2 separate regions of the Homo sapiens genome follow, and region 2 is linked to region 1. The links are chromatin contacts, found by Hi-C in ENCODE. All regions are on one chromosome and are shown on one strand. The core of a region is the stretch at or near the end of the contact, and the rest is flanking DNA. Distances in the headings are between cores, read along the strand shown. Region 1 holds the start of FMC1 (formation of mitochondrial complex V assembly factor 1). Region 2 holds the start of BRAF (B-Raf proto-oncogene, serine/threonine kinase).

The links. Hi-C counts contacts between places; a loop is a spot of excess contacts on that map. Pooled maps may share reads with other maps.
Region 2: a map of CD14-positive monocyte shows a loop between it and region 1 (7-fold over the local background). The contact joins the promoter of BRAF here to the promoter of FMC1 in region 1. A Hi-C loop is called at or near these places in 4 of 168 maps with a recorded cell type or tissue (CD14-positive monocyte, CD8-positive, alpha-beta T cell and naive thymus-derived CD4-positive, alpha-beta T cell), 7 of 37 single-sample maps with no recorded cell type and 19 of 50 pooled maps.

Annotation. Positions count from the first base shown.
Region 1 is chr7:139,339,912-139,342,822 of GRCh38, forward strand. FMC1 (formation of mitochondrial complex V assembly factor 1) reads left to right here and starts at 1,426. Exons shown (of 2, transcript NM_197964.5): 1 at 1,426-1,611. The coding sequence starts at 1,474. It overlaps FMC1-LUC7L2 (FMC1-LUC7L2 readthrough), which reads left to right and starts at 1,426. Exons shown (of 11, transcript NM_001244584.3): 1 at 1,426-1,611. The coding sequence starts at 1,474. TRR-CCT4-1 (tRNA-Arg (anticodon CCT) 4-1) reads left to right here and starts at 789; the gene lies at 789-861. It also overlaps a transcript of LUC7L2 not described here. RefSeq lists enhancers at 607-666, 977-1,046, 1,077-1,146, 1,402-1,969, 1,417-1,666.
Region 2 is chr7:140,923,536-140,926,446 of GRCh38, forward strand. BRAF (B-Raf proto-oncogene, serine/threonine kinase) reads right to left here and starts at 1,394. Exons shown (of 18, transcript NM_004333.6): 1 at 1,031-1,394. The coding sequence starts at 1,168. It overlaps LOC105375536 (a long non-coding RNA gene), which reads left to right and starts at 1,557. Exons shown (of 5, transcript XR_002956518.2): 1 at 1,557-2,911. RefSeq lists a silencer at 1,217-1,286.

The sequences.
Region 1 (2,911 bases), core at 176-2,675:
TCGCTCCTGTTGCCCAGGCTAGAGAGCAATGGCGCGATCTCGGCTCACTACAACCTCCGACTCCAGGGTTCAAGCAATTCTCCTGCCTCAGCCTCCGGAGTAGCTGGGATTACAGGCATGCGCCACCACGCCCGGCTAATTCTGTATTTTTAGTAGAGACAGGGTTTCTCTGTGTTGGTCAGGCTGGTTTCAAACCCCCGACCTAAGATGATCCGCCCGCCTCGGCCTCCCAAAGTACTGGTATTACAGGCGTGCGCCACCACGCCCGGCCTGCGGAAATGGCCTCAACGCTTCAACCGGAAGCAGAAATTGACCGCGGCAGGCGCCATCTAACGGCCGCTGGAGCAAAGCTCCTCCTGGAAATTCGCAACACCGGAAAAGGTCCGGCTGCTTCCGGTAAAAACCCACCAGAGCTGACGTTCAGAGGGCGAGTCTCGAAGATCCGGCCAATTTGCCCAGCGCGCTGTGCTCCGCGACGGCGCATGCCCGCTTTTGCGCAGGCGCGGGGACTACGGCGCAGGCGCGGAGACTATTGCGCAGGCAAGCGCGTACGCAGAAGCGTGCGCGCGCCCGTTCAACGTCCGGAGCATCGGTGCAGTTTCGAGGGTAAAGCCTTTGGCGCGGTGATGTGGACTTTTGTTCTCTAACTACAACTCCCAGCATACGTCACCCCTCACGTGGGCGCTAGGTGTGGTTTCGTGGGATAGGGTAAGGCGAAAATGAAGTGACGATGACGTACCAAAGAGGAAAATAGTTGAATATGTTGTGTGAGCGCGTCGTTTGCAGAAGCCCCAGTGGCCTAATGGATAAGGCATTGGCCTCCTAAGCCAGGGATTGTGGGTTCGAGTCCCATCTGGGGTGGCCTGTGACTTTTGTCCTTTTTTCCCCTTTCTAAACAAAGCGAAATATGCCAACTTTACTTTTTTTTTTTTTAAATGGGAAGTGTGTGTGTGTTTTTACTAGCTGGTGGGCTGCAATTTTCGAGAATCTGCACACACCCATGTCCTTTGTCTGAGCCGCAGGTCCCCTGGGATTTGGGGAGACGTCAATACGTTGAATTTTGATATCCCTTTTATAAATCATTTAAAAATGTCTTCTCAGCGTGTTCCATATCAAATCCACACCCACACCCCCCGCCGGGCCCGCTTCTCCTGAGACTCAGCGGTTGGTCGGCTAACGGGCATCTTCAATGACGCAGTGAAGAAAAGCCCCTGTTTCCCCAAACCCTTGTTCTGGGTTAGAGGTCCTGGTACCTTCAGTTAACAGTCGGGTTTCGTTTGATTTTGTTACGGCGCCCCTGGGCCTTCGATTAATAAGGTTCGGTCAACGGACAAGTGAGCGGTTCCACTGCTCGTCAGTCGATAGGGGGAGTCGGTAGTCTGTCCGACCGTACCATTAGGCGCCTGGGCCGGAGGAGGGGTTTTCAGGGTCGTAGGACGCCGTTGGGCACCACGCTCGGAGAAGGACAGGACAATGGCGGCCTTAGGGTCCCCGTCGCACACTTTTCGAGGACTTCTGCGGGAGTTGCGCTACCTGAGCGCGGCCACCGGCCGACCCTATCGCGACACCGCGGCCTATCGGTACCTTGTGAAGGCTTTCCGTGCACATCGGGTACGGGAGCCATGTCCCGGGTGCTCTACGTGCTGGGGAGGGAGGAAGAGCCGGGTCTGGGCTAGGGTGGGGAGCACGGTGTTTAATTCCTGCATTTCTGAGGCCAACCCTCCCACGGAGCCCTGGTTCTGACCAAACCAACCCAGGCCCTAGGCTCCATGCTCTGGCATAAACTCGGGGACCAAAGGACCAGCGGGGGGGGGCGCAGAGTCGCTCTGGGGACGTCAGCCTGTCCTGCAGAGGGGCGGACCCGTCCCGAAGGATTTCATTGGCTGGTCTGTTGCCTCTGCGGAGGGCAGTCAGGAAAGTGGAATGGAGGATTCAATGCTGGGGATAAAACAATGAAGATGGAGTTGAAGGGTGTACTGTTGCTAGACTTAAAGCCACAGCATCTGGCCAACAATTTCCTCACCCGTCCCCTAGAAAAGTTATTCTAAGAAGCATTTCTTTTTGAGGCGGAAAAGAACAACTGGGCTTTAGGGAAGGAAACTTGCTGCCCTTGAGCAATGTGGGGAAAGGGAGAACGATCAACTGTCGAATTTCTGAGCCACGGACGTCAGAATGTAAAATCTTAGAACTCAAATTCACCTAGTTTTTAAAAGGTGGCAACGTTAGGGTCTGTGCTAGGAACCTGGTCTAAACAGGAAGAATCAGATGCACATGTGTCCTGTCCTTAAGACACTTGCTGCCCACCTAAGGAGCCATACAGTAAAGTACTGAGGATAAATAAGTGCTCAAGGTGTAGACAACAGGGGCTGGGGTATAAAGAAGGGGTAGTTAGGGAAGGTTTTCCGGAGGAAATTAATCAGGGACCTGAAGGCTAATTTGGAGTTAGCAAGTAAATTGGGGTTAGGGTCCAGGTTTAAAAGCTACACAATTGAAAGCCCAAGGGGAGAAAAATTGCCAGTTGAGAGTGGTTTAGCCCTAAGGTGTGGTGGGTGAAGTGGAGGTAGATGAAGTGGTAGGCCGAACAGGAACTTAAACTTTATTGTAAGTGTAATGGGAAGCCATTCTAAGATTGTGATCACCTCCCAGGTTCAAGCGATTCTCCTGCCTCAGCCTCCCGAGTAGTACAGGCAGGCGACATGCGACACCACGCCCGGCTAATTTTGTATTTTTAGTGGAGACGGGGTTTCTCCATGTTGGTCAGGCTGGTCTTGAACTCCTGACCTCAGGTGATCCGCCTGCCTCGGCCTCCCAAAGTGTTGTAATTACAGGCGTGAACTATCAAACCTGGCCCCATTCTAAGATTTTTAAGGAGGTGACATGATTATAGTTGTACCTTATGGGGATAACATTA
Region 2 (2,911 bases), core at 144-2,643, 1.6 Mb after region 1:
AACACTAAGAAATCAATCAGACCTATAAAAATGGGTAGGAATAAAGAGGTGTGAATGCACAATGGACGACTAGCCAAAAAGTGCCAGTAGTGCAAGCGCGAAAAGAGCCAAGTGAAACCTGATGGAATCTTGACAGCTTCTGGGCTCAGAAAACAAGTAGCTCCAAAGTGTCCAGGAGGATTTGTGAAGATAACAACAGACAACAATGTTAGGGAGTGGTGAGATCAAGTACAGAGCCTCAAGAGGACCAGGGTAAGAGAAGTGCAAAAATGCTCTTAAGTGGGAGCTGGGGTTAGAAGGCAGGCAGGTCCGACAACTGGAAAATGAGCGGGCGGTAGATGGGAATAGAATGGGGGTTACCAATCAGCGACAGAGCGCTGACAAACATTAGGAACAGAGGACCAGAGACCAGAAAAGGCATCGGAAACTGCGATTTAGGATTGAAAAAGTAAAGACTAAATCAAAATAATTTGCTGGGTAAAACAGGTGAAGAGAAATCCCCAAATAGAAAAGTGAAAAAGGGCAGCGGACTGAGAAGGGGGGCAGTCCGGGAGAGGAGAGAGGAAATGATGAGCCCCATCATCCCCACGACCATGTAAGAATTACACGCGACAGTAACTCGGGCTGTTGTCTCAGCCCCAGCAACTAACCTATATCCTCCACGTCGAGGCCGCCGCCGCCCCCACCCCACAGAGATGCAGAGCTGGATACTTCAGCCAATCGTGACCTTCTCGGACCAACCCTGAGTTTCGCCCCCTATTGATAGCCTCCCGCTCAACCACCGCTGCCCCAATCCCCACATCTGGGGTGGGGGCCAGGGAAACCCCCCGGGCCATTGTGTGTGTTTACGTAGGAAGGCGCTGCATGACGGAGAGGGACACGGGGGCGATGCCCACCTCCCAGCCCGCGGAGCTGGCCCGAGAAGGTGGCTGAGGGCATCAAGCCCCCACCGCCGCCTCTTTCCAAAATAAACACCAGCCAGCCGCCGAGCCCGGAGTCGGGAGGGCGGCAGGGTGGCGCCAGCACTCACCTCCTCCGGAATGGCAGGGTCCGCAGCCGAAGAGGCCGCGGCGCCGGCGCCGGCGCCGGCCTCGGGCTCCATGTCCCCGTTGAACAGAGCCTGGCCCGGCTCCGCGCCGCCACCACCGCCACCGCTCAGCGCCGCCATCTTATAACCGAGAGCCGGGGCCCGAGCGGCCGCTGTCGGGCGGGGAGGGGGAAGGGAGGCGGAGAGCTGGGGGAGGCGGAGGCGGAGGCGGAGGCGGAGGAGCGGGGGGCGCGGGGGGCGCGGGGAGGAGCGGCCCGGGCGGCGCCGCGGGCGGAGGGCGCCTGGGCCACCTCAGGTACCGGCCCGCGGCCCCGGGCGCAGCCGAGCCTGAGGGGATTGGGGGAAGGACGCTAGGCGGGGGTGCGGGGGGGAGCGGGGGAAGGGGGCGGAGACGACGAGAAGTCGCCGCGGCAACGGCGTCACCCGCGTGTCACGGTCGTGACGTCACCCCGGTGCGTGACGTAATCTGAGGCGCGCCTTCGCGCCGTCGTCCGGGGAGGGTTTTTTCCCTTCTAACCACCCGCGCTCTCACACTTTGCCTCCGCTCCGCCGTTTCCATGGCTCCGGTTTCCTACTTTCCTCTTGTCTCCTCCGTCCTCAGCCTGTTCTGTAATGTGGGATTTACTAGAAGAGCAGGGCTGGTGTTCGAGGAGGAGAAGTTGAAATCCTAGAGGGAGGAAGGCGGGGAAGCCAATACTACTTGCTATTTCCACTGCAATGAACGTCTCTGTGTCATCAAAATAAGAACTTCAACCCCAAGGTTGAAACAGCCAAGCAGAATTTGATGGAAATATATTTAGGAACAGCTAAATTAGCAGTGCGACGCGTGTTTTCTTTTCATTGAAGAATTCAGCCAGTTAAAACGAGTCTAAATGGAAGTCTGAAAGCTTTTTCTTCATTGTTGAGGAATAAAATATTTCGTGTATTTTTCGTTTTCCAGATTCATTCATTTAACAAATATCAGTTGAGCACTTTCCATGCCGTAGGGCCTGTACAAGGCACATAGCATTCTAGACATCTGAAGCATCAAAACTAATCATTTTTATTTTGAAGAAAATCACTCAAAATATTTTATGTACTTTGTGCCTTTCATGAACAGAATATTCCAAGCATTCTCTGCAAAATACGCATGAAAACAATTGGGAGAGAAGAGGTCAATTATCTTTGAGAAGCCCAATTACAGAATGAAATTCAATTCATTATTAAAAATACATGGATCTAATAAAGAATAAATAATTGGAAAAGAAAAGTTTAAGGAAGAGAGAAACGGGAATGAGAAACAATTACTGTGGGCTCCCAATGGCCTGGAGTGAATCACCAAAGTAACCTAAACATGAAGTCATGAAAAACTAAGTGGATTCTGCCTTTTAGTACTTCCCATCATGGGGGAAGTCACCAGCGACCTCCTTACTGTATTTTGGATGATTCAAGAAATAGAAAGGTGTCCTACTGACTTCTGAAACAGGGTGTCTTCATATTGATTAGGGTCACCGTAAGCCTGGGAGCTGATGCTTACTCTCAGGTAAAGGATGCTGTGTGAGGCTGCTTGATGAATGAGAATACTAACATTCTTCTGCATTGAAAAAATATAACCTATAAGATGAACATTGTAGGCCGGGCGCAGTGGCTCACGCCTGTAATCCCAACACTTTGGGAGTCTGAGGCGGATGGATCACCTGAGGCCAGGAGTTTGAGACCAGCCTGGCCAACGTAGTGAAACCTCATCTCTATTAAAAGTACAAAAAATTAGCCTGGTGTGGTGGTGCACACTTGTAATCCCAGCTACTCAGGAGCCTGAGGCAGGAGAATCATTTGAACCTGGGAGGCAGAGGTTGCAGTGAGCCGAGATTGCACCACTGAACT